Linked DNA regions of Homo sapiens: all the other regions are linked to region 3. Evidence: read pairs that join two places in POLR2A ChIA-PET (ENCODE). Cell type or tissue: MCF 10A. All regions are shown on one strand. Links, peaks and the distances in the headings refer to the core of each region. The heading gives the core; the rest is flanking DNA.

Evidence for each region. Peaks named below come from ENCODE experiments on the same cell type or tissue, not always from the same donor. Only the 100,000 strongest peaks of a DNase experiment are listed, where the experiment ranks them.
Region 1: POLR2A ChIA-PET joins it to region 3 with 6 read pairs; 5 of 35 experiments call an interaction of 5 or more read pairs at or near these places.
Region 2: POLR2A ChIA-PET joins it to region 3 with 6 read pairs; 8 of 35 experiments call an interaction of 5 or more read pairs at or near these places.

Annotation. Positions count from the first base shown.
Region 1 is chr2:190,618,472-190,629,064 of GRCh38, forward strand. All of the region lies in intron 4 of NEMP2-DT (NEMP2 divergent transcript), which reads left to right. It also overlaps a transcript of NEMP2 not described here. Among named protein-coding and RNA genes, the nearest start is that of NAB1, 25 kb to the right of the region's middle. In MCF 10A, for the core only: no CTCF peak of the experiment used is centred there; no DNase peak of the experiment used is centred there.
Region 2 is chr2:190,461,753-190,472,345 of GRCh38, forward strand. MFSD6 (major facilitator superfamily domain containing 6) reads left to right here. Exons shown (of 8, transcript NM_017694.4): 4 at 8,006-8,103. It also overlaps a transcript of NEMP2 not described here. Among named protein-coding and RNA genes, the nearest start is that of MFSD6, 59 kb to the left of the region's middle. In MCF 10A, for the core only: no CTCF peak of the experiment used is centred there; a DNase peak (open chromatin) is centred at 7,639.
Region 3 is chr2:190,543,386-190,553,978 of GRCh38, forward strand. The region is part of intron 1 of NEMP2-DT (NEMP2 divergent transcript); the gene reads left to right. It also overlaps a transcript of NEMP2 not described here, the pseudogene LOC124906136 and the pseudogene RN7SKP179. Among named protein-coding and RNA genes, the nearest start is that of NEMP2-DT, 14 kb to the left of the region's middle. In MCF 10A, for the core only: no CTCF peak of the experiment used is centred there; a DNase peak (open chromatin) is centred at 4,726.

The sequences.
Region 1 (10,593 bases), core at 2,157-7,156, 75 kb after region 3:
CCTTCTGCTTCTCCCATCCCTCCTTCCCGCTCTTCGACCAAAGATAAATTATTAGCTAGGGATAGATGATATTATCTTTGGACAAAGGAGATAATTCCCCATTATCTACCTTTTTTTATTTTTAATTGAGACAAGTCTCACTCTGTTCTTCAGGCCAGAGTACAGTGGCACGATTATAGCTTACTGCAGCCTCGATCTCCTGGGCTCGAGCAATCCTTCTGCCTCAGCCCCTCAAGTAGCTAGGACTACTGGCACGTTTCACCAAGCCCAAGTAGTTTTTGATTTTTAATAGGCACAAGATCTCACTATGTTGCCCATGCTGATCTTGAACTCCTGGACTCAAGCGATCTCCCTGCCTTGGCCTCCCAGTGCTGGGATTACAGGCATGAGCCACAGCACCCGGCCTAACTTTTTACGTACTCTGTGATTGCATTATTGTGTCATCTGAAATGAAAGAAGATTATTTGCTCTTTTAAAATTGTTTTTTTAAACTTGTAATTCTTGCCCAAAATGCTGAAGTTGGTGAAATGGAAATAAGCAGAGAATAATCTCTCTTCTATCAGAGAGAGCAAAGCTACTTCTCAACTCATACAGCAGAATTGGACTTGCTATTAAGACTCATAGTAGGACAGATGTGGTGGCTCACACCTATAATCCCAGTACTCGGGAGGCCAAGGTGGAAGGATTGCTTGAGCCCAGGAATTTGAGACCAGCCTGGACAACATAGTGAGATTTCGTGTCTACTAAAAATAAACAATTAGCTGGGCGTGGTGGTGCATGCCTGTAGTCCCAGCTGCTTGGGGGCTGAGGCAGAAGGATCACTGGAGACCAGCCTGGGCAACATATGGAGACACCTGTCTCCACAAAAAAAAAAAAAAATTAGCCAGATGTGGTGGTGTGAGCCTATAGTCCCAGCTACCTGGGAGGCTGAGGTGGGAGCATCCCTTGAGTCCAGGAGTTTGAGGTTGCAGTGGGTTATGATTGCATCAGTGTGCCCCAGCCTGGGTGACAGAGTAAGACCCTGTCTCAAAAAATAAAAAAATTAAAAAAAAAAGACTCATAGCAACCCATTTGTTACTTGGCTCTGAAATCATGAGATGAAGTTAAAAGATTTTTTTTAAATGTTATGCTTTGCTCTTCCAGTTGTGATTGTTATATACAAATAATGCAAAGCTGAGCAGAGTCAAACCTGGGGTATGTGCATGGTCAGTTCCAAAAATCAGGATACATGATTTTTCATTCTGCTATCTAAGGGACAGGCTCATGGGGCAGCCAGGGGCAGAACTTATTGGCCCCTAGACATTATATAGTACTAAAGGCAAAGTGCCAAAAGTTGAGAGTGGGAGATGAATATAGGCCACTGAGAAAAATGGCAAGCTATGAAGTAACAGAAAGTTGGAGAATGGTCTCCAAAGCCATTCAATGAATCCTGCCATACTGTGTTTTCCTTGGCTCAGACTGTTTTTACCTCGGTGGCCAGCCCTGCATTGGCTCTTGGGTCTCAGCTTCTTAAAGGTACCACTTAGCACCTGGTGGTTCTTATTCTGTAAATCGATGCTGTATCATCATTGTCATCAAATCAGCAATTCTTTTCCAGGATGCAGACCATGTCCTAATTTGCTTAATTTTCCCTGGGGAACTAAGCTCTCAGTTGGATGTGATAATGTCTTCTCTTCTTAGAAGTTTGTCGAGACAGTTTTCTAGAGTTGACACCTTTACTGACTTCCTGCTGTCTATTTTATATAACAGGCATGGCATATGCACTATCAAAATTCATGCACAAACATATTGCATACTACAAGCATAAGGATAGAATGGAAATAAGCTATTATATTTACCTACCCCAATCAGTTGTTTGCTCTCATGTGGTGGGAGATATGGAAGAATGCTCAGGGGAAAGGAAAAGAGAGAGAAAAGTTTCTTCTGCAACATCCAGCCTTTTCCAGGAAAAGCAAAAAACAAAAACAAAACAAAACAAAACAAACAAAAAAACAGAGAATCCGTCTCTAGTGGGCATTGTTTCCATACCTTATTACAAATAATGAAAAGGACATAAAATCCCAAATGAACTTTCAGATCTCATTTGTTTTAACAATTCAGCCCTGACCATGAATGGCATTTAAAGAGAGTTATAGAAGGGAATTTAATGAACTGATTAAGGTCATCTACAGAAACCTCACAACTAGCATCATACACAATAGTGAAAGACTAGATGATTTTCCTTGTCCAGAAAAAGACAAGAAGGCCCACTCTTGTTACTTTTATTCAACACTGTACAAGAAGCTCTAGACAAGGCAATTAGACAAGAAAAAGAAATAAAAAGCATCCATATTGGAGAGTAAAAAATGAAACCATCTTTATTTACAGATGGCATAATATTGTATACAGAAAATCCTAAGGAATCTATTAAAAAACTATTGGAAGTATTAAATTCAGAAAGGTTGCAAGATACAAGATCAAAATGCAAGTATCAATATACTTCTATATGCTAGCAATGAACAATATGAAAATGAAATTTCAAAAATTCATTCATAGTAGCACTAAAAAGGATAAAATAATAAATTTAACAAAATGAGTAAAAGATCTAAAAGATCTACACCAACAAATACAAAATACCATTGAAAGAAATTAAAGAAGATCTACATATAGTCATAAGTTGTTTAATGATGGGATTATATTCTGAGAAATGTGTTGTTAGATGTAGGTGATTTTGTTGTCATGCGAACATCACAGAGTGTACTTATACAAACCTAGATTGTATATAGCCTACTATACACTCTGCAGATATATGGCATAGCCTATTGCTCCTAGGCTACAAACTTGTACAGCATGTTACTGCATTGAATACTGTAGGCAACCATAGCATAATGGTAAACATTTGTGCGTCTCAACATATTAAAACATAGAAAAGGTAGAGTAAAAATATGGTATTATAATCTTATGGGATCACCATTATATATGTGGTCTGTCATTGACCAAAATGCCATTATAGTGGCACATGACTGTAAATGGAAGACATCCTATGTTCATGGGTTGGAAGACTTAATATTGTTAAGATTATAGTACTCCCCAAATTGACCTATATATTCAATGCAATACATATAAAAAATTCCATCTGTCTTTGGGTTTTTTTTTTTGCAGTAATTGGCTCATATGTCCCTATTTCAAAATTTACTACAAAGCTACAATAATCAAGACAGTGCAGTAGTGGCATAAGTATAGACATAAATATCAATGGAATAGAATTGAGAGTCTGGAAAGAAACCTTCACATGATGGTCAATTAATTTTCTACAAGGGAACCTGTCAAGACAATTCAAGGAGAAAGACTATTCTTTTTAATAAATACTTCTGAGGGCTGGGCATGGTGGCTCATGCCTGTAATCCCAGCACTTTGGGAGGCTGAGGCTGGTGACTCACCCGAGGTCAGGGGTTCAAGACCACCCTGGCCAACATGGTGAAACCCCGTCTCTACTAAAAATAAAAATTAGCTGGGCAGGGTGGCATTCACCTGTAGTCCCAGTTACTTGGGAGGCTGAGGCAGGAGAATCACTTGAGCCTGGGAGGTGGATGTTGTAGTGAGCATGCCACTGCACTCCAGCCTGGGGAGTGAGACTCTGTCTCAAAAATAAATAAATAAAGTGCTGAGAAGCTGGGTGTGGTGGCCCATACCTGTAATCTCAGCTACTCAGAAGGCTGATGTTGGGGGATCACTTGAAGCCAGGAATTCAAGACCAGCTGGGCAACATAGCAAGATCCTGTCTCCAAGAAAATAAAAATTTAAAAAATTAACTGGGTGTGGTGGTGTGAGCTTATAGTCTCAGCTACTCAGGAGGCTGAGGTGGGAGGATCTCCTGAGCCCAGGAGGCCGAGGTTGCAGTGAGCTATAGTCATGCCACAGCACTCCAGCCTGGGTGACAGACAAAAACCAAGGCTAGAGTGCAGTCTCTTAAAAAAAAAAAAAATTAAAGGCTAAGACATCTAGATATTTGCATGCAAAAGAAAGAAGTTGGATTCTGACCTTTCATCTTATAGAATAATTAGCTCAAAATAAATCAAAGGCCTAAATGTAAGGGTAAAAATTATAAAACTCTTGGAAGAAAACATTAGAGTAAACCTTTGTGACTTGGGATTGGGCAGTGGTTTCTTAGATATGACACCAAAGCACGACAACAAAAATCGGACATCATCACCATAAAAAACTTTTGTGCTTCAATAAAGGGAAAGACACACCACGGACCCTTATCTAATAAGGAATTTGTATCAGAATATATAAAGAATTCTTAAAAGTCAAAATAAGATCAAAAATTAAAAAACAATTTAAATGGCCAAAGAATTTTATTCAACATAATACTGGAAGTCCTAAGCAGAGCAATTAAGCTAGAAAAAAAATAAAGAATATCCAAATTAAAAATAAAGATGTCAAATTATAATGTTTGCAAACAATATATTAGATTTAGAAAAATCTAAAGATTCCACCAAAAAACTAGAACAGACAAACCAATTCAATAAAGTTTCAGGATATAAAATCAACATACAAAAACCAGTAGCATTTATATATGCCAACAGTGAACAGTCTAAAAAATAAATCAAGAAAGCAATCCTATTTACTATACAAAATACCTATGAATAAATTTAACCAAAGAAGTGAAAGATTTATGCAATGAAAATTATAAAGTACTTATGAAAAAATTGAAGAGGACAAAACAAGGGAAAAATGTTCCATGCTCATGGATTGGAAGAATTAATATCATTAAAATGACCATACCGCCCAAAGCAATCTGCAGATTCAATACAATCTCTATCAAAATACCAATGACATTCATCACAGAAATAGAAAAAAAAACCCTAAAATTCTAATGGGACCACTCAAGACCCCAAATAGCCAAACCATTCCTGAGCAAAAAGAACAAAGCTGGAGGCATCACACTACCTGACTTTGAAATACACTACAAAGCTATAGTAGCCAATAGAAAGGCTACTGGCATAAAAACAGACACACTGACCAATGGCACAGAGTAGAGACTCAGAAATAAATCCATGCATTTACAGCTAACCCATTTTCAACATAGGTGCCAAGAACATATATCAGAGACAAGATGGCCTCTTCAATAAATGGTGGTGGGAAAACTGAATAACCAGATGCAGAAGAATGAAGCTAACCTCTATATCTCATCATATCAAAAATTAAATCAAAGTAGATTAAAGACAAATCTAAGACCTAAAACTATGAAACAACTAGAAGAAAACATTGGGGGAAATGCTTCGGGACACTGGTCTAGGCAAAGATTTTTTGGAAAAGACCTCAAAAGCACAGGCAGCCAAAACAAAAATAGACAAATGGGGTTATATCAAGTTTTAAAAAAACACAAAACCTCTGCAGAGCAAAGGAAACAATCAGCAAAGTGAAGATACAACCTACAGAACGGGAGAAAATATTTGCAAACTATCCATCTCACAAGGAATTAATAAGCAGAATATAGAAAGATTCAACTCTATAGCAAAAAACAATCTGATTAAAGAATGGGCAGAGCCAGGCACATGGCACTCATCTGTAATCCCAGCTACTTAGGAGGCTGAAGCAGGAAGATTGCTTGAGCCAGGGAGTTGGAGACAAGCCTGAGCAACATAGTGAGACCCTATCTCCAAAAAGGAGTTGGGGGGCAAAAGACCCAAATAGATATTTCTCAAAAGAAGACATACAAATGGCCAACAGGTATTAAAAAAATGGTCAACATCAGTAATCATCAGGGAAATGCAAAGCAAAACCACAATGAGATATCATCTCACCCTAATTAAAATGGCTTTTATCAAAAAGACAAAAACAACAGATGGTGGTGAGGATGTGGAGAAAGGGGAATACCCATACATTGTTGATAGGAATGTTAGTATAGTCACTATAAAACAGTATAGAAGTTCCTCAAAAAAATTATAAATAGAGCTGCCATATAATCTAGCAATCCTACTGCTAAAGACTTAAGTCTTTAATCCATTTTATCCAAAAGAAAGAAAATCAGTATATGGAAGACGTATCCACATTTTCATATTTATTACTCTATTCACAATAGCCAAGATATAGAATCAACCTATGTGTCCATCAATGGATAAATGGATAAAGAAAATGTGGTACATATACACGGTGGAATATTATTCAGCCATAAAAAATACAATGCTTTCATTTACAGCAACTTGGATGGATCTGGAGGTCATTATGTTGAGTGAAATAAGCTGAGCACAGAAAGACAAATACCACATGCTGTCATTCATATGTGGGAGCTAAATGTGGATCTCATGGAGGTAGAGAGTGGATTCATGGTTACCAGAGGCTGGGAATAGTAGGGGTGAAGGAGAGACAAAGAAAGGTTGGTTAGTAATCACATGAAAAGATTCTCAACCATATTAGTTATTAGGGTAATGCAAACCAAAACCACAAGAAACCACTTCACATCCATTAAATCATCTATCATCAAAAAGATAGACAATAAAAAGTGTTGACAAGGATGTGGGGAAATCTGAATCCTCATTTATCGTTGGTGAGAATGCAAATGATGCAGTCACTTTGGAAAACAGCTTGGCAGTTCCTCAAAAAGTTAACCATGGAGTTGCCATATGGCCCAGCAATGCCAGTGCTAGGTATACACCCAAGAGCACTGAAAACATGTCTACACAAAAACTTGTACACTCATGTTCACAGAACATGATTAATAGTAGCTAAAATGTGGAAACAACCCAAATGTCCATCAGCTGATGAACAGAGTGTGTTATAGCCATACGATGGAATATTATTTGGCCATAAAAAGGAAAAAAGATAGATGAACCTTGAAAGTATTATACTGAATGAAAGAATCCACATAATGTATGATTCCATTTATATAAACTGTCCAGAAGAGGCAAGTCTGTAGAGACAGAAAGTAGATTAATGGTTTCCAGGGGCCTCAGAAAGGGGGAATGGGGTAATTGCAAATAAGCATAGGGCTTCTTTTTCGGGTAATGAAAATATTCTGGAACTAGTGTCAATGGTTGCACAACTTTGTGAATGTACTAAGAACACTGAATTGCACACGTTGAAAGGATGCATTTTTGATATGTGAATTACATCTCAATAAAGCTGTTATTTTATAAAAGAAAGAAAGGAAAAGTAAAAGCAAGCTATACAGAAAAAGATAGCTAAACAGCTATCTATGATGCTTTAGGCCACCATCGTCCCTGGCTGCTTCAATGCTGTCAGGTATTTACATTGATTAGCTTCTGTTTAGTTGTGCTTTTTTTCTTTCTTTTTAAAATTTGAGGCTTCAATCCAAGCCATCTAGCCAAATAAATTCCCAAACATGTGTTTCTGACACATGGCCAAATAATCTAGATTTAGAGAGGAAATCATGACCAAATTAATTTTAGTCATAAATTAACAGACAGGCAGCTTCTAGAGACCCAAATATGTCTCTTTTTCAAACATGGTGACTGTCTTACTCCATTCAGGCAGCTGTAACAAAAATACTATAGACTGGGTGGCTTAAACTACACTTACTTCTCACAGTTCTGGAGGCTGGGAAGTCCAAGATTAAGATGCAGATTCAGTGTCTGGTAGGGACCAGCTTACCAGTTTATAGACTGTGGTCTTCTGACTATGTCCTTACATTGCAGAAAGGGGTGAAAGAGCTCTCTGGGTCTCTTTTATAAGGGCACTAATCTTATTCATGAGGACTCTGTCGTCATGACATAATCACCTCCCCAAAGCCACACCTCCCAATGCAGCACATTGAGGGTTAGGATTTCAACATATGAATTTTGGGGGGACACAAATATTCAGTCCATAGTAGTGACATAGAAGCATTAAATTAATAGGTTTCCTTTAGTGCAAGGATAACATCCTGAAAATAATAATTAATTTAAAAGTTAAAATGAATAACAAATGGAATGAAACACACACAGACATTTAAATGTACCCTGAGGAATGCCCTTTTATATTACCATATTAAGAGTGTCGAGAGAGAGAGAGAAAGAGAGAGAGAGAGCTTTACCTGTGGGTGTATAGTAATTTTGGGTAGTTAAGCAGCACCCTTCTTTTGAGTTGCTCACAATGCTTTATAGCATTCACTTCAATTGTGACAACACTCCTGTGGGTGGCAGGCATTGTACTAAAAGTGCGGTACAGCTGCAGGTCAGACAACCCAGGGGCACACAGTTTTCACATGAACAGTTTATAGCACAGGTGGGTGCCGAGCCCACAGGGTCGGTCCAGTCATGCCTCATCCACATCTGACCAAGGTGGCATCTTCTTGGACTGATGAGCTCTCGAATGAATAACAGTTTTGAGTTCCCATTATTCTGGGTTTCCCAAGTGTGCGTGCCATATCTGAAACAGATGGTCAGTATTACAGGATGATGACGGTTTTTAATGGTAATAGGAATCACATGATTAACACTTCCTGAAAAGAACTGGATTACATATTGAAAATTGGACCTCAGCTCTTCAAAAAAATATTATTTGATTTCCTGTCTCATTTCCAGAAAATCATAGGAATACTGAAAGTCTGTGAAGAGTATTTTGAAATGGATTAACATCTACACTTGTTTTTTGTCACACTGATCTCTAAGGCCCCATTCAACTATTTACTTATTTGGCAGTTATGGTACTTTCTCTACACACCAAAAGCCTGGGGAGGGACATGCATGCAGGGACAACGTCCATTTTATTTTCCCGTGTTGTCCCAAGCTTAGCACTGTGCCTGGCACATAGAATGTGCTCAACAACAGTTTTTGAATAAATAAATCTTGCAGTATTTTGCTTTATAAGACTTTTCTTTGACTATATGGCACTCCAGTTGGAGTTCTATTTATCATAACAACCCCTTCTAGGAATGCTTTTGTTGCACAGATAATGTGTTTTTATTTTTCCAGATTTCTTTCATTTCTGATTTACTCTGACCATTCACAAAAGGATATTAAGATTTGAAGATTTCCAAACACCTCTGGTGAGGGAATTTCTATAAGTGTTCAAATGTTTCTTGACTACATTTTAAAAGGTTATTTATATCTGCAGTATTTTTGGCACTTAACAAGTAATAACATATTCATATTACATCAACACTTACTTCATTGTTTTTCCTTTAAAAGTTCTTAGGGAAAAAAAAAAAAAACCTTAACATCTTCCCAGATTGTATTTCCCTCATCTCCATTAGTTACCAGTGTTGACTCTATTCTTTTTATTGCCAATATTCCTGCAGAAAACTTAGAGATGACCTATTTGTCCTTGATTTTTGCTTCCAAAGATGTGCCACCAAAGAATAGGAATTTCTTATAGAATGCATATGCTTTAGGGGCATCTGTCTCTAACTTTACAAAAATAAAATAATAAAGTTATGTGTTTTCTTCACACATTTGAAAGCCAGAAATAGATTCAAACGTACATTTTTCTATCCGTGTGCCAAGCTAATAAGCTGAGCGCAACAGACTGCATCGCGCAGGCCACCGCGGCTCCGCCCTCGCACTGCGCTCTTCCTCCTCCCGCGCCTACCGCGTCCCTCCTCCCACTGGGAACTGGCCGGCCAGCAGCCCCCCGCAGTCCCTCCAGCTGCTCCCCTGGCAGCTGCACACTTGCCTCTGGGTCTGTCGTGCCTCTTTGTGTTCCTGGGCATCATTAAAATAATAGAATCGCAGCGTTTAGAGCCGAGTGACTTTGGACTGGCTCCTCTGACACCACTGAATTTCTGCAGATCATTTACTCCATTTTAGACTCTTAACACTTCACCATCTGGAAGGTCTTGGGGAGGGCACTGGGACCAGCGAAATGTCTGCTGCATCATGTGGGGCACTTTTAGTGACCTCCCCTTGAAGCAGACGTCAATGGGAAGTGTTCTAGGTGCCCACAGAGAGGGGTCTGATGGAGGACGCCTGTTACTGCTTCTTCACCCTCAAAGGAAGGAAACCTTTTAGACTTCTGAGGAGGTAGAACTCAACAGTATACATGCTCTTAACTAGCAATATTTATGGTACACGTTCTTCCTTTATAAAATCAGTTCTGCAATGCCTGCTACTCCAGTCTCTGTTATCTCAGGAACTCTTGAGTGAAGACTATCCCCTGACCTAAGCTGGGCCCATCAGAATCTCTCTGGGGAGTTCGGAACTGGAACAGAAATGCTCATCTCTCTCCTGGTTTCTCCAACAGGAAAGATGTGCATGGGGAGCTGGGGATGGGCAGTGTTTGGGGCTGTGTACCTTGAGGTAGTGAAAACAGATCTGCTGATCCTGCAGGCAGTGAAAGAGAGAGAGAAAGAAAAATAAATCTACAGTGAGAAAAATAGACATGAGAAAAAGCCAGCTTCCCGGCTTCCCAGAAGCTTCCTGGCTCTTGGTTCTAGTCCCCCAGGAGATTGTGCTACTTCCTCGCCTGGCCTGAAGTTAGTTTCTCTTCCATGCAACAAAAATCCTCTCCTCAGATGTTGACTCCATAAGGCTTCTGACCACAAAGCACAATCATAATTCTTTCATTGAGTTTAACTATCCAAAATCTCAAGAATCTCAAACTCAATTAAGAACCCAGAATTAGACAGATGACATATCCAAATAGTGAAAGCTATGTTTTTGGTCCAGAATT
Region 2 (10,593 bases), core at 3,237-8,236, 81 kb before region 3:
ACATTGGTGAATTAGTTTCAACATATGAATTTTGGAGGGTATACAGACATTTAAACTGTAGTATCTACAATCTATGATTTCTACCAGTTTTAATTTTTTTTTTAGTGTGGAACATGAACCTTAATATACTTTCAGAACAATCTGAGAGCAGAAGTCTTTTAATTTAAAAATTTAAAGGTTGCCTTTCCCATGCCTAATTTGACAGTACTTTTTTCCCTACCACTTAAATCTTTATTATTATGTGATTATTAGGAAGTACATAACTCACTATACGAACTCAAAATCTACAGAAATATACTCCTTAGGCGATGAAGGGCCCTATCATCGCAGATTTCCAGGATAATCATTGTTCGTGATTTGCTGTCTGTCTCCTTCTTGGTTTGTTTTTGTATTAATATAATGTGAATATGGATATGAATTGATTCCATATTGAGTACACATACAGACATTTTATGGAGAAATGGGAACAGAATAACCATTGTTTTAAGAGATTTACCTCATGGTTCTCAACAGGAGCCATTTAAAAATGTGCACAGGACAAATTTTAGTGTTTCAGACACTGGCATTTAGCACCCAAGCGTCAGGGATTTTAAACATCCCACAGTGAATGGTGGATCCCACACAATAAAGAATTGCACCATCCAAAATGACAGTAGCTTGTTGAGAAATACTGTTTTCATGAGAGTAATGCTTCCTTTTGCCCTCATATTTTATCAGTTTACATAAGATTATATTAAATGATGTTATGGATTCATGGAGTGCCTGAGCAAGGCAGGCTCTTTTTGAGTACAAAGAGGAAGAAGACATGGCCGTTGTCTCCCAGGGTCTCAGTCTTCAGTGTGCAACAGACTGTGATGAGTCCTCTAATGGAAACAAAGAGTGTAGCAGAGGAACAGCGGGGGACAGGAGGACTAATTATACCTGGAGACATCTTGGGAGGCTTCTTGGAAGGGATGATTCCTTTCAACAGTGGGACTCTCAAAATCAGAGGTACCAGTGCCCCAAGTCATATCTTGGAAAAAGGGAGAGAGATACTGTCAGCCCTGCTACTTCTAGATAAGCACTTGGTCTGAACATGAGCTGTAGCAGCTCCTGCCTGTTGCTCAGGTCACTGATTCTGTGGCCTTGTCTCCTCTCCTCTCTGGCCACTCTTACCACCATTCTAGCACTAGAGGAGGGTACCATGATGTAACTCAGGCCACCTTCTTGGGATGGGAATCCCAAGGAATGCCAGCTGTGGTTCTTTCAAACCAGCCAGTCCTGGAGTGGGACACAGGATGCAGGAGATGCCATGGAGAGGACAAAAAAAGGGGAGAGAAGACAAGAGATTCCAGACAGTTACAGCAAAACCCTATTCTGCTAGTGAGGGACACAGAAATCCTGGCAAGATATCCACAGTAGCATATCATGGAAGATAGCTGGGAGGAGGGGGACAGTTATGAGAAAACAAATTTTCTAGACTAAGATTTAATTCTTTCAAGGCCTATCCTTTATATTTTAGTTATTTTCTAAAGAGTTTGGATATATATTTTCTTACTCTCTTAAACTGACAATAGAGAACATCATCTTATTCAGGTCAATAGTGTGAATCAGTGATTATGTAGAAATAAGCTTCATTCCTGGGGAGGAGGGCACATCAAGTGCTTGTGCTGAGCACAGGAGTCTCCACTCTAATCAGCAGCTGATGTCTGCCACTCTGCCTACTCTAGGAAGACATCTATAACAATTCTGAAAAAAAAATTTTTTTTAGGGACAAGTTTATATAGACCATAAAAGGATAATCTGGGGCCAGGTGGATGGCTCATGCCTATAATCCCAGCAACTTTGGGAGGCTGAGATAGGAGGATTGCTTGAGCCCAGGAGTTCATGACCAGCCTGGGCAACATAGTGAGACTTTGTGTCTACTAAAAATCAAAAGTTAGCTTGGCGTGATGGTGCACACCTGTAGTCCCAGCTACTTGGGGGGCTGAGGTGGGAGGATCACCTGGGCTCTGGTGGTCAAGGCTGCATTGAGCTGTGATGACGCTACTGCACTCCAGCCTGGGTAACAGAGCAAGACCCTGTCTCAAAAATAAATAAATAAATAAAATAAAAATAAAAAGCTGAGAATGATGGAGCCCAATCTAAGGGCGCACCATATACTGTCTACCATACAGAAAACGTAATCCAGTTTATATATGAGGCAGACTGTAGACTGTGCTCCAGGGATCTGGTGTCAACAACCAGCTCTTTTCATTAGGAAATCTAGTAAAAACTCCAGCCAGGTATAGCTGAGGAAATTGCCCAAGTGGTCTGTGACCTGTCTGAAACATTGCTTTTTGAATCTTGGTTTGTTGCTGGTCTGTCTTCATCTCCCACCCTGGCCTCGAGCAACCTTGTATGCATTGGTGTGCGTGCATCTTTGCGTGAGGGCTTGCAACACAAACTGTAGACAAGTGTCAGTCTAACGGCAAATACTGAACTTCCAAGTGATAAAAAACAATCTTCATCTGGGGTCTTTCATTTGTATCCAGTGTATTATTATAATTATTTTGGGAAGTTTTGTTTCTCTGCCAGGGGCTTTGCAAAATGCTTGTTGCCATCAGTCATTAGGTGAATAGGGGTTCTCTGGTGGTGCTGCTCTTTTGCGTCTCAGATCTGGGCATTGTAGAATAACTCCACTTAGGTCTTTCTTTGCTGCTCACACCCTGTGTTGTTTCTGGAATAATATCCAGACTGTATCTGGACTGGAAAAGTTCACTTCTTTCTTCAAAAATCCTTAGACTGTAATCCTTCTTGTGTCTTTCAGTCACCCTGTCTGGCCACAGATGCTTGAGATTCTATGGTGAACCCTTGTTCGCTTTGTTTCCTCTGCCTGTGATGCTCTTTCTGCCCTCTTTGGCCAACCACTTCTAACTCAGGTGGCCTCAACCCCCAGGGTTGGCTAAGGGTCTCTCCTGTGTGGTCCCATTGCACTCTTTGGATATCTCTTAGTATATTATATTTAACTTATTTGTTTATGTGTTTGTCTTCCCAACTAGGCTGTAAGTCCCTTGAAGACCAAGTAGATTTCCTCTTCATTTTTACTCCCCTCACAGTATATGGTAGATAGTGGCATCTTAATAAATGTTTATTGAGCAAAATTTATGTTCACTGTGGTTTTTAGTGGCTTTTGGTGGGGGTGGGGGAGGGTGGATTTAGCCATATTATAGTTGGTTAAATTTAGAAAAGTAGGGTCTCACAACTAACTACACTGTTAGGAATTACAGAATGACTCATAATTCATTGTATCTATATCTTGAACACTCTTGAAAAAAATACCAGTTTTATTATAAGATAACCACAAATCAGCTTAAACTGCTAATACTGTGAATTGTGCTTATATAAGAAATTAGAATCTGTAACAATTTTTTTCTCCTACTCTTGTAGTTTGCTCAAATACAGGATAAAAAACGAGTGGCAGGTGATTTGGGTTTTCCACAGGGTAGTGTTTTCTGCTGCATCATTTGCTTCTTATCAATTGTGTTCCTCTTTATAGATAACTTCAGTTTACCAACCACCTGTTCTAAAATTGCCTTTGTTTCTTGTCTATTTTTATTACTACTGACTTCCTGTTCTGAAATAGGACAGTCATGCTGTTTTTGAGTTTTATCATTATAGGTGTTCAGTAGGTATCTATATCTCGTGGAGAGACTTTTTTTTTCAGTGTCTTGTATTTCCAGACATCAGTGCCCATAAGATTACTGATTATACATCAGTAATCTTATGTATAATCTTATGTAAAAAAATTCTAGGACCCTGAACATATGCTCATATTCAGCATAAAAAAGAATTTGATTGTCTAGAAAATGATCCAGTAAAATATGCTTTAAATTCCTTTATATTAGCAAATCCCTAACTGTATTAGAGTGAATGTGTTCATTTGCTTGGGTTACCACAAAGTACCACGGTCTGGGTGGCTTAAAAAACAGAAGTTTATGGCCGGGCGTGGTGGCTCACGCCTATAATCCCAGCACTTTGGGAGGCCGAGGCAGGTGGATCACTTTAGGTTTGGAGTTCAAGACCAGCCTGGCCAACATAGTGAAACCCCATCTCTACTAAAAATACAAAAATTAGCCGGGCCTGGTAGCATGCACCTGTAATCTCAGCTACTTGGGAGGCTGAGGCAGAAGAATCGCTTGAATCCGGGAGGCGGTGGTTACAGCAAACCAAGATCATGCCATTGCAAAAAACAAACAAAAAAACTCGGAAGTTTATTTCTTCACAGTTCTGGAGGCAAAAAGTCCGAGATCAATTGTCCGTAGGGTTGGTTACTTCCAAGGGCCTCTCTCTTTGGCTTAGGTTTTCTTCCAGAGTTTTTATTTCTTCCCTTGTGCCTGCTTGTGTCCTAATCTCTTGGAAAAACACCAGTTATATTGGATTAGGACCTATCCATATGACATCATTTTACCTAATTACCTCTTCTAAGGCTATATTTCCAAATACAATCACATTTTGAGGTACTGGGGGTCAGAACTTAAGACTTCAGCACATGAACTGGGGGAACACATGGTTCAGTCATAACAGTGCATACTATGGCAGTTTAAATATCCTATTCTGATACTGAAGTACTTTTCAGTGACTATTCAGTAAATATACGTGTACTTCTTTGCCTTTTCATAGATCCAAATGCTGTCTTTCTTTCTGCTCACAATTTTACCCTTGCTGATTTCTTGAAGCCACTGGCTTCCTCAAAATGGTTGGTGAGGAAGGAATGCGAATGCTCTTGTCTTTTGGAATTCTGGGATAAAAGTTTTGTCAGAAACCAAAGAGTATTTACTTGGATACTTTTCCTTAAGATGATGATGATGATGATGAATCATTTATTGAGTGCTTATTTTGGGCAAGTCATTGTGTCGTCATTTTCACAACAAACCTACAGAATACATGTTTTTATCCCCACTTGATATATGAGGAAACTGAGGCTCAGAGAGATGAAATAACCTTGACCTGGATACTTCTTATTTTGTGTTTTCTTTTTTAGGGTACCTGTTTGCTCCTAAAGGACTATCAATTGTGAAAGTAGAAATGTGGGAAAGAAGGGAAGGCTATATCAAATTCATAGCCACTCAGCTTGTTGATGGCAATCTGAGACCTAAGGGTCCCAGAAGTTGTGAACCGGTCACTCCAGTGACTGAATTCCATCTGGGAAGAGGTTTGAAGGCAAAGCACAATCTACCTCCTAAACTGGATCAATTGACACTGGGTTATTTTAAGCCAGGAGTTTTGGACTATGGCCTGGATTGAATTACAGTTGTCATGGCAACCCTGATTCAGAGGTGGGCTCAAAAGACAGCTTCAGGATAGACAATTTGTGAACACTAGGAAAGTGGATTACCAACATTGTTTTATGATGGGATTATATTACAGTATTACTGGGGACAGCTTGGAATGAGTTAGACCACTGGTTCTCCACCCTGGCTCAGTAAGAGAACAACCTGGGGAACTTTCAAAATGCCTGGGTTTCAACCATAGAGATCTTTATTGAGATAGGTGTGGGCCTCGGCATCTGTAGTTGTAAACAGTTACCATGGTAAATCTGATGTCCAGCCAAGGTTAAGAATTAAGGAGCTGGCTCATGCCTGTAATTCCAGCATTTTGGGAGGCCGAGGTGGGCGGACTACCTGAGGTCAGGAGTTTGAGACCAGCCTGGCCAACATGGCAAAACCTCGTCTCTACTAAAAATACAAAAATTAGCCAGGCATGGTGGCACATTCCTGTAATCCCAGCTAGTCAGGAGGCTGAGGCGGGAGAATTGCTTGAACCTGGGAGGCGGAGGTTTCAGTGAGCCGAGATCGTGCCACTGCTCTCTAGCCTCGGCAACAGAGCGAGACTCTGTCTCAAAAAAAGAAAAAGAATTAAGGAGCGAGGCCAGGTCAGTGGCAAGCTGTGGCTCACTGACCAAATCTGGCCTGCTGCCTGTTTTTATATGGCCCGTGAACTAAGAATAATAGTTTCTACATGTTTAAATGGTTGAAAAAAAACACAAGAAGAATAAGATTTTGTGACACATGAAAATTATTTTATGAAGTTTGCATTTCAGTGTTCATAATTCAGCTCTTGTTGGAACATGGCCATGCTCATTCATTTACATATTGCCTGTGGCTGCTTTCATGCTACAGCAGCAGAGCTGAGGAGCTGCAACAGAGACCATGTAGCTCGTGAAGCCTAAACTGTTTAATGTGTGGTCCTTTATAGAAAAGTGTTTGCTGACCCCTGAGTTAGGGTAAAGAGAGGCCACCCACAGGGCTGGCTTAGAATTTGTAAAAGGAGGCACAGGTTTGTTTAACTTGTGTGTTCATGTAGTATATTTTGCATTTTAATTTCCTGTGGCTTTTTTTTTCCCTAGCAGAGGGAAACTGATGAATCTGTAGCAAGTTTGTTCAATAAAAGTTTCATTAAGGCAGATTGAAACGTACTTTTCTCCTCCAAACACACAAGTACAAAGAACATAATGTCCATAGAACAAGATGACCCAGACTTTTTGTAATACTTCACTGAGAATCTGCTAAATCCCTCTAATATCTGTTGCCTATTTCATCCACACCCTTCAACTTTTTCTTTTTTGTCTTTTCTTCATCTTTCTTTTCCATATGTGAGATTAGTGATAGCTGGGTGTCTGAGAGCATTTCCCTTTGTTGATTCAGTGTTGGGAAAAAGGGAACAGTGTTTATAGGAATGAATTTTTTTTTTTTTTTTTGAGACAGGGTCTTGCTCTGTTTGCCAGGCTGGAGTGCAGTGGTGGGATTATGGCTCAGGGCAGCCTAGACCTCCCAGGCTCAAGCAGTCCTCCTACCTCAGCCTCCCAAGTAGCTGGGACTATAGGTGTGTGCCACCAAGCCTGGCTAATTTTTTTTTTTTTTTTTTTGGTAGAGACAGGTTCTCACTATGTTGCCCAGGCTGGTCTTGAACTCTTGGGCGCAAGTGATCCTCCTGCCTCAGCCTCCCAGGGTGCTCAGATTACAGGCATGAGTCAATACACTCAGTCAGGAATGATTTTAACATAAAAAGCAAGATTAGGAAAATACCACTGATTATCGTGTTGGTTTATTTCTTTTACCTTTTACTTTTCATCAAATTGGATTCAGAAAACAGAGCATTAAGGTTAGGAAAATTAACAGAAAATAGAAAACAAGGGAGAAAGATAAATCCCTACCATTAGGGTGTATTTTGTGCAGAGAAGTAGCCACTCTTTGCTTCCAAACCAGCCCATCCAGTTCAGAACGAGAGACTGAAACCTTATGCTTGGGTGCACCACTTCAGGCCTTTGCTTATTTTCTTTCTACTTATACTTTTGGCAGCGGTAATGGTGGGGGTGAGAGAATGCAAGAGGTTGGTGTATATTTATTAGTTTTGTAAACATATGATACCATGAATTTTTTAAAAGATGAACATGTATCCATTGAACTGATAGGAGAAACTATTTGATTTCCAAATAGTTTATAGTAGTTAGTGAATGATAGTTTTCAATGACCTTCAGAGTCTCCTTGTGAAACTGCTTGGTATCTTGGGTATTATGAGCAAGGCCACATTCGTGTTTACATATTCTCATTTTTATCCTTCCTTCCCCCATTGTAGTGAAGTGGTTACAATCCCAGGCATAGTTCTCCTACAGCCACCTGGAAGGAAGCCAGTAATGTCATTACTGATGGCAGTGCGCCCAGACTATCTTAAAAAAGCATCATCTCTGCTACAAATTAAGTTTCAGGAAGGGTGATGTTCACTTTTATATTAACAAGCATTTTGAAAAGGCTGAGGGCAGATATGTTAGAAGCCATCTTCTTATTCCTAAATTCATGCTTAAATGTAATTGTCCTTCAGTTTTCCCACTCCTGAGTTTGGAGTCTGCTGGATGATGGGTGGTTTGGGGAAGGAAAAGGTAGGTAATATTTGCATGTTTTGTACACATATTAGATTGTATATTAGGGACTCAGTTTATTTTCCTTTGCTTTTTTTTATTTTATTTTTATTTTTTATTTTTTTTTAGGGTTCTGTACATTGGCCTGGCCTGCAATACGGCTCGCTATATTTATATTTCCTACCTGGAGAATGCCTGGACTGTTCTCCCCATGGAAGTTCTTCAAGGTAAGTTAACAGCTGGGATTGAAATTATTTCTCTGCCTTCCCTGAGCTGTGGCTAAAAGCCCAGTGGCCTTCAGCATCTGATTCTATAAAGGAAGGGCAGGCCTACTGTTTCATGTGATTTTGAAGTGGTTGTTAAGGAAGAGATGACATCAGGAGGGATGGTTCCTTGGTTACCTGAGTGCTGCTTTGTGTTGAGCCAAACAAAGCTGGACTTGATCCACACCCTTGTGATTAAACAAAGGAAGAGGAACTCTAGAATAAACTCCTGTGCACAACTATTAGACATGGACATCCAAGGGTGGTTTTAAGATATAAAAATATTTATCTTTTAAAGTTTTTGGTGTTTTTAGTTTTGTAGGTTAACTATAGTTACTGAAAAAAAGATTGTTGTCATAATTATTTTATCTCTTCAGTTATTTTTATCACATCTGGTGACTTATAACTAAAGTTTTATAGCCACACCGTTGTTTTTCCATGAACTTTAAAAAATCTCTGCTCAAATGTCCTGCCCTGAGTTCTCTTTGCTTCAGTGTACTGTCTCCCATCAAGACACAACTGAAAAAGTTTCTAGAAGGCTCTTGTCATGTAGCTGAAGAGTGCTGAAAAAATGGATTACTATTCAAAGCTCATTGCCATGTTAGCTCATATAGTACTGACCACATCCTGAAAAGTCCTGATTGGCATCATGATTAAAATAAAGGTTCAGGACAAGATCGCTGGAGTTGAGTGACGGTCCAGGCTACTAAATCATTAATTGCACTAAACAGTCTGTGATTTGATTATATACGATTTCATTAGCTTTATAGATTGCCATTATCATTTTCCCTTACCCTAAGGAGACAAATGCGGTGTAATCAATGTGATTAATTGTCATGATGAAAGATTGAGAATTTCAGTCTTTTAAAATGAAAGATTCATAATTATACATCTAAACAGAATGTACAAAATGCCAGCTCATTCATCAAATTCATCATAGCAATGAAAAAAGAACTTATCCTAATTGAAAGGAGATATAATTTATATTCACATTATAATTATAAAATTCAAGTATATATATATATACTTTAAGATGCTTTTCTCAGATTTGATGCAATGGTGTAGCTAGTAAAAGGAGATTCTGTTTACAAATATATAGAAAATGGAAACTTGGTCTTTAATAATAAGAAATTATTGTTTCTAATAATTAGAACTCTGGAAGGGTCTTGAGGGGAGGCACACATCTCAGTTTTGTGTCATTTAAGAATAACAGGAGGGTGGAGCCAAGATGGCCGAATAGGAACAGCTCCAGTCTACAGGTCTCAGCGTAAGTGACACAGAAGACTACTGATTTCTGCATTTCCAACTGAGGTACCGGGTTCATCTCACTGGGGATTGTCAGGCAGTGGGTGCAGGATAGTGGGTGCAGCGCGGTGAGCGTGAGCTGAAGCAGGGCGAGGCATCACCTCACCCAGGAAGCACAAGGGGTCAGGGAATTCCCTTTCCTAGCCGAGGAAAGGGGTGAGAGATGGCACCTGGAAAATTGGGTCACTCCCACCCTAATACTGTGCTTTTCCAACAGTCTTAGCAAACGGCACACTAGGAGATTATATCCCGCACCTGGCTTGGAGGGTCCTACGCCCACGGAGCCTCCCTCATTGCTAGCACAGCAGTCTGAGATCAAACTGCAAGGCGGCAGTGAGGCTGGGGGAGGGGCACCCGCCATTGCTGAGGCTTGAGTAGGTAAACAAAGCAGCGGCTGGGAAGCTTGAACTGGGTGGAGCCCACCACAGCTCAAGGAGGCCTGCCTGCCTCAGTAAACTCCACCTCTGGGGGCAGAGCATAGCCAAACAAAAGGCAGCAGAAACCTCTGCAGACTTAAATGTCCCTGTCTGACAGCTTTGAAGACAGTAGTTCTCCCAGGACGCAGCTTGAGATCTGAGAACAGACAGACTGCCTCCTCAAGTGGGTCCCTGACCCGCAAGTAGCCTAACTGGGAGGCACCCCCCAGTAGGGGCAGACTGATAACTCATACGGCCGGGTACCCCTCTGAGACAAAACTTCCAGAGGAACGATCAGGCAGCAATATTTGCTGTTCACCAATATCCGCTGTTCTGCAGCTTTCACTGCTGATACCCAGGCAAACAGGGTCTGGAGTGGACCTCCAGCAAACTCCAACAGACCTGCAGCTGAGGCTCCTGACTGTTAGAAGGAAAACTAACAAACAGAAAGGATATCCACACCAAAACCCCATCTGTACGTCACCATCATCAAAGACCAAAGGTAGTTAAAACCACAAAGATGGGGAAAAAACAGAGCAGAAAAACTGAAAATTCTAAAAATCAGAGCACCTCTCCTCCTCCAAAGAAACGCAGCTCCTCACTAGCAATGGAACAAAGCTGGACAGAGAATGACTTTGATGAGTTGAGAGAAGGCTTCAGACGATCAAACTACTCCGAGCTAAAGGAAGAAGTTCAAACCCATGGCAAAGAAGTTAAAAACCTTGAAAAAAGA
Region 3 (10,593 bases), core at 2,489-7,488:
ATATTTCTCCCTGGCTCACAGTTTTTACACTGGAAAAGTGAGATTGAGGTGGACAATCAGCTTTCTCACCATCTTGGGTTCCCTGGCAGGAGTCCTGTTCCTGCCTCAACCCTTGGGAAGCATCAGCAGTGCCTGAAATACCACACACTTGGTGACAGGCAGATTGAGGAGAGGTGCATTGTAAATATGTAAGTTCAATTCTCTTACCACCTGCTTGTAATTTTTTCACTTCTCTGTGGCTTCAGGAACTGTCTCATCCTCCTATTGGAGTTCAGGAATTTTGCTGGTGATAATGTTAGGGGCTGTATATTTGTTTTTGGGTTTCTGTAGAAAAAAAGTGAAGCCAGCTTGCTTATAACCCACCATTTTGGAACCAGAAGTCTCATAAATTCTTTAATTCCATTAGACTATTTCCATGTGATGTGAAAAAGATGACAATTCAATTTTCAGCCTCTGCTTTTTTATTTCTATGGTTCTTGCTCTTTATAACTAATTAATTTTCAGTAACTGTCATGGGCTATAATCAGTCACTATGAATCAGAAGTAAAATTCAGCTCATGTGAGAAATTATTTAGGAGCTTTCACTTAGCTTTTAGGTAGAACATTTAATTAAGTTAAAAGAAAATGGCAAAGTTCTACTACTTTAGGTTCTTTGATAAAGAAAAATTTAGTCTGTTACTGCAATAATACCAGCCAATGCCATAAAGATTACAGAGGCTATGTGTCATCATTTCTTTCTTTCAAAAATCCCCAGTTTTAGAATTTTACTCATTAAAAGACAGAGTATCTGAGACTTCTCCATAAAAGAATAAAAATAGAAGTTGATTTGTTGTATCACGTTTTTCTTAGCATATTTCATTTAGAAAATATTTTGAAATTGACTTGCCATATACTAGTTCAGTAATTTTAATAAGTCATGTCAAAACTAATAAATAGGTTATTTCAATAAAAATAAATGATATTGTATAGGATTAGAATAAATATAATTTATTAAGAAAAAGGTAATATGTCCTCTATAATAAATTGCTAAAGCTCTTGGTAAAAAAAAATTGGTTAAATTCCTGTAAGTTGAGAGATGTGGAATTTTTTTAAGTTGTGATTCTCAAATTTTGGTGTGAATGAGAGTCCCATCTCTAAAGATTCTTATTCAGTAGGTCTGATATATAGCTTGGGGATTTACATTTATGATTCTGAAGCAAATATTCTTTTGACTATACTGTATTAGTGGTGAGAAAAAATACTCAAAAGTGATTGGTGATTACTGAATCATGGCTGGAAAATAGTATTAATGGGAAAAATAGTATAATCAGTTAATCTGAAAAAAGCAAAGTTGAACAAATACAGTGCATCTAAGAGTACATTTAAGGTAACTAAGATACAGGAAACTGGTCACCAGTTATTTATTATTTTTTTAAAAAGTAGCCAGGTGTGGTGGTTCATGCCTGTAATACCAGCACTTTGGGAGGCCATGGCAGGAGGATCACTTGAGCTCAGGAATTCTAGACTAGCCTAGTCACCATAGTGAGACACTGTCTCTACCCCCGCAAAAAAAAAAAAAAAAAAAAAAATTAGCTGGGTGTAGTGGCACACACCTGTAGTCCCAGCTACTCAGGAGGCTGATGTAGGAGGATCACTTGAGCCAGGAGTTCAAGCCACAGTGAGCTATGATTACGCCACTGCATTCCAATCTGGGCAACAAATCAAGACCCTGTCTCAAAAGTAAGTAAATAAATAAAACAAAAAAGTAAGAAAAAAAAAGATTTATTTTTCAGTTAGTAGGTTTAGGATTACACTATAAATAAAATTTCCCAGCATTGGGACTCTAGTTTGTCTCTTGCTTTGACACCATCCGATCTCACCAACTCCACTTCACTTGATTCCTAAGGAGCCTCTGCCAAAGTTTTCTTTGCAACTAACACACCATTAGGAAACATTTTTTTCAATCAGCCATTCTCTACTATCTAGCGTTCTCTTTTTTCCCCCCACTGGGGTAATTTCTTTTAAGATGATTTACAGTGAGAGAAGATGAGTTATATTTCAAAGTTTATTTTCTTTCAAGGAAACCTACAAACAGCAGATATCCGTTTAGTTTAAGTTACTTAACTGCCTTTCTTAGTCGTTTTTTGATAATGAAAGAGATTTATGTATGATTCAGGAACCTTTCAATTCAGTTAAGACATCGGGATTGTCTCTTCTAGCTTTCAGTTCTTGATCATGCACTTCAGAATATCCCCAGCAATCACAATCTATGCAGAAAATTCTTCAATCTATTTTCTTTCATGTGTTTTTGGAAAGAACTCAAATATTTTTAAAAAGGGGTGGGTGGAGGTTGGGGAACAGAGATATAACAGTGTCTCAGATTTTGTTCTGCTTCTATGTTCTCTCTCTCTCTTTCCCTCTCCCTCTCTTTCTTTTTCTTTTTTAAAGTCAGTTCTCCAGAGCCTCTGTTTTCATTATTGCTGTCTCTTTGTACTCCGTATCTGGCTACATTCAAGTATGTTACAGAGTTTTTATACAGATCTTTCACTCCCTATTTTTCTAGCACATTATTGCTGGTCATAGGAGTGGAATGTCAAAGAAAACGCAACCCAGTGTGGGAAAGAAATTTATAATCTAGATACTCCTAGTATTTTATTTTACAAAGAAAATTGACATAATAGAATCTATTTGTTCTACACTGTTTCTATAACAAAATCACAATTTCTAGATTAGTCATGTTTCAAAAGAAACCGTGGAAAGTGGAATGTATAAATAATTCAACAAATACACAGTCAGCCCCTCCATATCTGTGTGTTCCGCATCCATGGCCTTACTCAACCACAGACAGAAAATTTTTTTTTTTAAAAAAGAAAAGATGGCTGCATCTATACTGAACACATACAGACTGTTTTCCCTTGTTAGTCCCTAAACAATACAGTATAACAACAATTTGCTTGGGATTTACATTGTATTAGGTATTATAAGTAAACTAGAGCTAATCTAAAGTGTATGGGAAGATGAATGTAGGCTATATACAAGTACTTACTGCAACATTTTATATCAGAGATTTGACTGTCTCTGGATTTTTGTATCATGGGAGGTCCTGGAATAAGTCTCCCACAGATACTGAGGGACGACTATACTTCTAAGTTTTGCTAATGTCGTTAATCATATTTTGCCAATAAAGTCCATCTACCTGAAATTAGATATATTTTTGCTTACACTATGCAAAGTCTCTAACGTTAGATGAAAATGAATAATTATTATTATTTGGTACATTTCAGTTACTTCCCCTACCCCCACCCCCATTTTATTACATCTGTTTACTGTGATTTATAGGTCCTGTCCTTAGCAATAGAGTCAAGAAATCTACCTGTATTGTTGAGGTATATATTAGCTAGGATATTTCCAACTACAAGTAACAAAATGTATAACTAAAAGTGTCTTAAACAAAACATTTATTATGTTGTGTGCACGGAAGTCTCAAAGCCAGTTGATTCAGTAGCTTAAGCATGCTCCCAAGGACCCAGGCTGTTTTCAGCTTCTTTCCACCACTCTCCACTTGTTGGACTTTGTCCTTAAGCTTTTGCCTTCATAATTGAAAAAGGCCGTCCTTGCTGCTGACACTGGGTTCTCACACAATCACAACCAAATATAGGGAGGACTATCTCCCTTTTCATCTCTTGAATGGGGAAGAAAAGACTTTCTTGAAAGCTCTCATCTTCACCTTCTCGTCAGACTCCTCAGACTTTCTGGTCCCATGTATTTTGGTAGCCTATACCCTTGCTAAAAGCGGTGGAGCGAGTGTCTGGTATTTTTAAACTTTATAGTGGGAAGTGGTTTCATAGAAGACAAAAACTGGAATAGTAATAGGCAGTGGAGAAAATCACTATGGTGATATTTTTGACAGCTCCCCAGAGCCTTCATAAATGTGTGAAAATGGTAATCTGAAACTTTATGGTGACTTAATAAATGAGTTTTATTCATTATTCTAAACTTTGACAAATGTATTTTCTATTTTGAAATATACACACTGACTCAAAATGGGAGTTGCTTCTGCACCAATTATGTATTTTTCCCCTATTAATCCTGTTGAGTAGATTGAGATAACATCTTTATTTTAAATCATTCAATTTCCTAAATAGCAAAATTGCAAATACTTTTTATTCTTTTGTTTTTGAGATGGAGTTTTGCTCTGTCACCCAGGCTGGAGTGCAGTGGTGCCATCTTGGCTCACTGCAACCTCCACCTCCTGGGTTCAAGCGATTCTCGTGCTTCAACCTCCTGAGTAGCTGGGACTACAGGTGCACTGCACCACACCCAGCTAATTTTTTTTCTTTTTGTATTTTTTAGTAGTGATGGGGTTTCATCATGTTGGCCAGGCTAGTCTCAAACTCCTGACCTCAGGTGATCCGCCCACCTTGGCCTCCCAAAGTGCTGGGATTACAGGTGTGAGCCACCGTGCCCATCCACAAATACTTCTTATTCTTATAATAAAATAAGAAAAATTCGATAAAGGAGGATGGGTTATCATGAGGAAAGTAAGGAAAAGATAATAGGAATGGCAGAAAAAGAAAGAGGAGATAAAAAAGGAGAGGTGGGGTGGAAAGAGCAGTGACTAATCCAGATGGTCCAGTGTGAGAAAGCTGGGTTAACTAGGTCACTTGCCACTTGGAATGACAGGCAGGATAAGCCATTAAGACAGTGGAGCAAATAGAAGGAAAGAGGGAGGATGTAGACTCCTTTTTCAGGCATGCATTCTGCAGGTTAGAATTTGTCTCTCCTAACCACATTGTGGTTGTGTCCCTGGAACTACATGTTCATATATCTTGGCATTAGGATTCTGATGGCACTCCTTTTTTTTTTCTTTTCACTTAAAGATAATTTGCCTAACACTAATGTTTAAAACAATCCATTTAAAATTTAAGCCTCTTAACTTATTTCAGCAATAATTAAAGCAAGGTTAGAATAGGCCAAGGAAAATTTTATACCCTGAGTTTCAAAGGGCCAGACCTAAGTAATGAGGGCTTCATAAATATGTATTCCTCTATGTAAAATCTAAGCCCACTTTAGGGCAAACAGCTCATCTAAACATACTAATTTTCTTGGATTTGTTTTAAGATTTAGAGGTTACTCCTTCCCCTCCATTTCACTGTTTCACCTGATTCTTGCCTTTTCCTAGTTTTCCCTCTTTCTACTTTTTGCTGTATATAGTAAGTACTGAAATATTATAGGTACTTTTCATTATTTTTCAATCTTGAGTAATACCAATGAGAGAATCTTGTTAAAATTCTTTGTTGTGATAGCGATCTTTTATGTTAAACAGATTTTTGTTACTCTTAATCTTTATATCTATCATGAAGTAAAACAGATTTAGAAAGCTATACAAAAATAAATGTGTGCTTAGTGGGTTATTATACAGCAGACATGCTGGTAGCCATCACCCAAATCAAGAAGTAGAATTTTCCAGCTACTCCAGCTCTCCATGTGCCTTGTCCCAATTTCAAACCTCTTCCTACTCCAAAAATATCCACCATCCTGATTTTTATAATAATCACTTTCATGTGTTTGTTTATAGTTGTATGAACCAAGTGTACATCCATAGACACTATATTTTTGCCCATTAATAATTGTTTTGGTTGTCCCTTAAGTCTCTCATATCCACCTGTTCACCCCTCCACTTTCTCTTTTCCTTATGATATATCTATTGAAAAACTAGAGCTGTTTGATATGTAGTTTCCCACAGCTGAGTATCACTGTTTTCATACTTACAGTGCAGTTTGGCATGTGCCTCTGTTCTCTGTTCCTGAAAACTGGCAACTGGATTCAAAGGCTTCCGCAGACTTGGGTTTTATCCCTTTCAGTGAGGCTATAGGTTTTGTGTGTGTTCTTTCATAAAATGTCTGACTGACTCTCTTTTTGTGACATTAGGAACTATTGATATCTAGATCCACTAATTCATTGGAGGTTGCAAAATGTTGACACTCAAATTCCGTGATTTCTTTTTCATATATTAGTTGGAATACTTTTATAAGGAAATGGATCTCCTCATCTACTATTTGGCTACCCAATGGTGCAGTTCATGTAGAAAAGGCAGGATAAGTGATTGGTTCTTTTCCCCTAATTTACCAGTTTTCAAGATAATTAATTGGTTCCTTTTCATCCTCTGAAGCTGAACAATTCTTTGTTTTTTTGAATAATATTATCATGAACTCATGGATTTCTATATATTTAATAAGATTTCGATGAATAGCAATTATTACTTTTTTTTTCCTGAAGCTCAAATTGTCCTATCTTCGACCAATAGGATTCTCTTCAAGTTGGCTCCTGAGCCCTTTTGACATATCCTAGTAAATTTTTGCCAGTTTCTTTGATATCTGATATCAGATATTCCAGGATCATTTGTATGGTTCCTTCCCTAGACATGGAATCCGTCATGTCTCCAAAAAGTCCTGATATATTTGAAATTAGATTTCAAAGCAAAACGTTTGGGAAATAAAATTTCAAGACTACAGTCCAGGCATTAATGCTTGGTTCTACCTGGTTGGTTATTGTTTCTGCAACTTTTCAGTAGCAGAACTAGAAAGCCTGTCTACTGATAAGTATACATATTGATATAACTCTACAAATAAAATATCTAATGATCACACTGATATTTCTAATGAAAGTTCAGGACTATGGGGTTTTTTACATAGCTTTATTTATACTACATTGCATCTCTTTTCCCCATATCAAGATTCCTAGTTCCCAGGTATACAGTAGATGACAGTGTCTTAATCTGTTTGGGGTGCTATAACAAAATACTATAAACTGGATAGCTTACAAAGAACAGATATTTATTTTTGACAAATCTGAAGGTTGGGAAGTCCAGGATCAAGATACCGGTAGATTCCATGTCTGGTGAGGGCCTGTTTCCCAGTTTATAGGTGGCTCCTTCTTACTATGTCCCCACCTGGTGGAATGGGTGAACAAGCTACCTGGTGCATCTTTTATAAGGGCACTAATTCCATTCATGAGGGCTCTGCTCTCACAACCTAATCCCCCGACAAGGCCCTACCTCCTAATACTATCACCTTGGGGGTTAAGATTTCAACATATAAATTTTGGGGGGACACAAACATTCAAACCATAGCGATGAAATTAGAATATCTCATAATTACTCATTAACTTTATTCCACGTTACACACACAACAGGATCAGAATAATAATACACATACTACTACCAATAGCATAAGAACAAAATACAGCTTAAAGTACTTTTTTCATATCATCTCCCTTCTCTATTTTTTAATAGCAGTGCTATATCTGCATTTTGTACAAATGTAGCCTTTACATGTTATGCTCTCTCTTAACTCACACTTATTATTAGTTTCAGGTAACTGTCTTTAATGTATACCATCAGTCCTCATGTTGATATATCTTTTAATGATCTGAAACTCATTCACTAGAATCTTTAGGAAGGGCTAAAAAACAGTATTCTCAAAGTTTTTGTCTTCACTCGTTTGTGTGGATGCCTGGTAACCTAGTCATTGTAAATATTGTTCAGTGGCTTTTATAGTTGAGCATTTTAATGTTGGTTCATATTGTATTCCTTGAGTCTCTTTAGTATGTTATTCTGTTTTCTTTTGGCATAAAGTATTGTTGTAAAAAATATGATGGTAATCTAATCTTCTTACCCTTACAAATCACTTGCTGGTTTTGACTTCATAGCCAATGGACTTTTTTTTTTTTTTTTTAAGTTCATCCATCTTACTAGAAATACATCTTGGTGTTATTTGTTGTAGGTCAATATTCTCAGCTACATAGTGTGCTTTTTCAACATATAGTTTCATATTATTGTTTAGGGAAAATTTTCTCCAACTATAGTTTTAAATATTTGTTTTGTCCCCTTGTTTTACTTTTCTTCTTCATAGATTCTGGTTATTTGTGGTTGAATCTTCTCATCCATCTTCAATATTTGTCAATTTCTCTCTAATGGTTTTAATCTTTTTCTTTATTTCTTTTTCATTTAATTTTTTTTTCTTCTTTTTTCAATTTTCTATTTCTCCTAGGGCAAAGTTTGTTTTGTTTTCTTTGCTCTTCTGTTTCTCCTAGTATAGTTTCATTTCTGAAATAATTTTTATTTTATTTCTAATTGTCCCCTGAGTTCTGCCACCTCAATTCTGAGTTTTTAAAATTTGGATTAATGTTTGCATTTCATTTCTTGTATCATTTTCTTAATGTATTTTAGCTTCTTTTGAAATAGAAAGTTATAGTTTAGATTTGTTCTGTGAGCATGTCTTTCTTGTGTAGGGATTTTTCTGCTCATTTTTTCCCCTTAGGAATAAGTGCAAGAGATTTCGCCTCAATACTTTTCTGTTTTAAATTTTTACATGAAAGTGTCTTTCCATAACTGTTAGTAGGACTGATTCGTGATTTTTGGGTAGCTTCTCTAACTTCACACAAACTCCCTCTTCTGTTGTTTTTATGTATTAAAAAGAGTCAGCTTGCCGTATAAGATTTCCTGGTTCTATTCCCTCCTCTCCCGTTATCTGGGCCTCCTTTATCAGTTGTTCTGCTATCCATGTCTCTGTCCAGCTCCATTTTGATTCCACTTGGTATTTCTCTTTAGTGTGACCCAGTCCTGGAAGGGAATCCTGGAAGGGAGCCCGGGCAGGTCATGTTTCTAGAGAGAAATCGTAAGATCTAGATTGCTTAAGCACTCTCAGTCTTTGTAGCAGACCTTTTGCACTCACAACTTGTGGGTTGGGCAAGACCTACCCACGTGTTTCCCAGTAAATAGCTGTTGCTGTTTTGGGCTTCCCTCATTCTCAAGTCTGTCAAAGTCTGTCAAGTTTCATTGCTTCCCCCCTTGCTTCCTCCTGCTCAGATGCTGATATAATTCAGGTCTTGTGGCTGTTTGGTGGTTCGTCTTCATTCATCAGTGTGGATGCCTGGTAACTAGTCATTATAAATATTGTCTCTGAGTTTTTTATTTTGTTAAGTAGTTACTCTGTTTTTATGTTGAGATTTGGATTTTAAAATATACTGCTGCCACTGTCATCTTCCCAGAACCCACTGAATAGATTAAAAATATTCTCTTCTTTGGCTGGTCAAGGTGGCTCCTGCTGTAATCCCAGTGCTTTGGGAGGCTAAGGCAGGAGGCCAGGAGTTCAAGACAAGCCTGGGTAACATACCAAGACCCCATCTCTACCAGTGAAAGAAAAATAGCCAGGAGTGGTGGCACACACCTATAATCCCAGCTACTTGGGAGGCTGAGGCAGAAAGATTGCTTGATTCCAGGAGTTCGAGGCTACAGTGAGCTATGATCCCACCACTGCACTCCAGCTTGGGCAATAGAGTGAGAACCTATCTCAAAAAAAAAAAAATTCTCTTTGCTACGTAGAATCCCCATTTTCACAAGAATCAGAAATGGTAAATTGGTATTAACTTTCTAAGCTTTGATAATGTAATTGTAACTTCAACAGTTTAGGGAATGTGTTCTCAATGTTATAAAATCCTCTAAGAATTGTATAGCAGTGTATTTTTTTCAGTCTACTGCTGGTATGGTTAAAGAGAGAAAATATCTGTGTCCTAGAACCAGTTAAAAAAAATTAAGTGTTCCAAGTATTAATGGAAACCAAATTTACACAAAACTTTGGTACAAAGCAGTTCGTAAGCAGAATATTATAAAAATAACAATTTCTTTTTTTTTTTTGTGAGGGGTTTTCCTGGAAAAGCTGCTAGACAAATTCTAAAAGAGCTGTAACACTAAAAAACAACAATTCTTATTATTGTAGAGGAAGAGGTCTATTTACACAGTGTTTTCACATACACTACCTCATTTAATCCTCAAAATAGTCCTCTTAGGGAGATACTGTTATTATGCATTCCATTCTTCGTCAGAAAAAAAAAATTGAACTTAGAGAACTCAAATGACTTGATTTAAGATTGTAGCAAGAAGGACTCTTACCACCTCTACCTGCAAAGTGTTCACTTTTCCACCAAGGGCTCAGCTTTGGTGAGATCCCTGTGTAGCATGTGGAAAGAAGTAGAAACCTGCCTAGTCAGCTCTATCAGTCATATACTCCCAGAGGACCCACAGGGTGACAGGTGCTGCAGGCAGATCACTCTCATGGTCTGGCTAAAAGCTTTGTCTAGCACCTTAAAGCCTGTAAGTGACAGGAGTGGCATTTGAATTGAGGTTTTCTGACTACAAATCCTCTGGTTTGCTTTTTCGTGCTAGCTAACATCCACTTCAGCAGAGAGCTTTGTGGAGCCTGTAGCTTGAGCAGCTCCAGGTGGCATCACAAAATCTGCGTGTTGCTGAACATGAGTAGCTTTGATTCATGATAGGTGTGAGAGGACCATGTCAGAACATTTCTGGTGATTGTGGCAGCATTTCTCAAACATTTACTCCTGAGTGCTCCGAGAGGCAGAGAGGAGGATCCTGTCCTACATCTCCATGGACTCTTTTATTACATTCTAATATTTTTACCTTAAAATTCATGCTGAGAGAGATTGCTGGCAAGATGGCTGAATAGGAACAGCTCTGGTCTACAACTTCCAGTGAGATCAATGCAGAAGGCGAGTGATATCTGCATTTCCAACTGAGGTACCCAGTTCATCTCACTG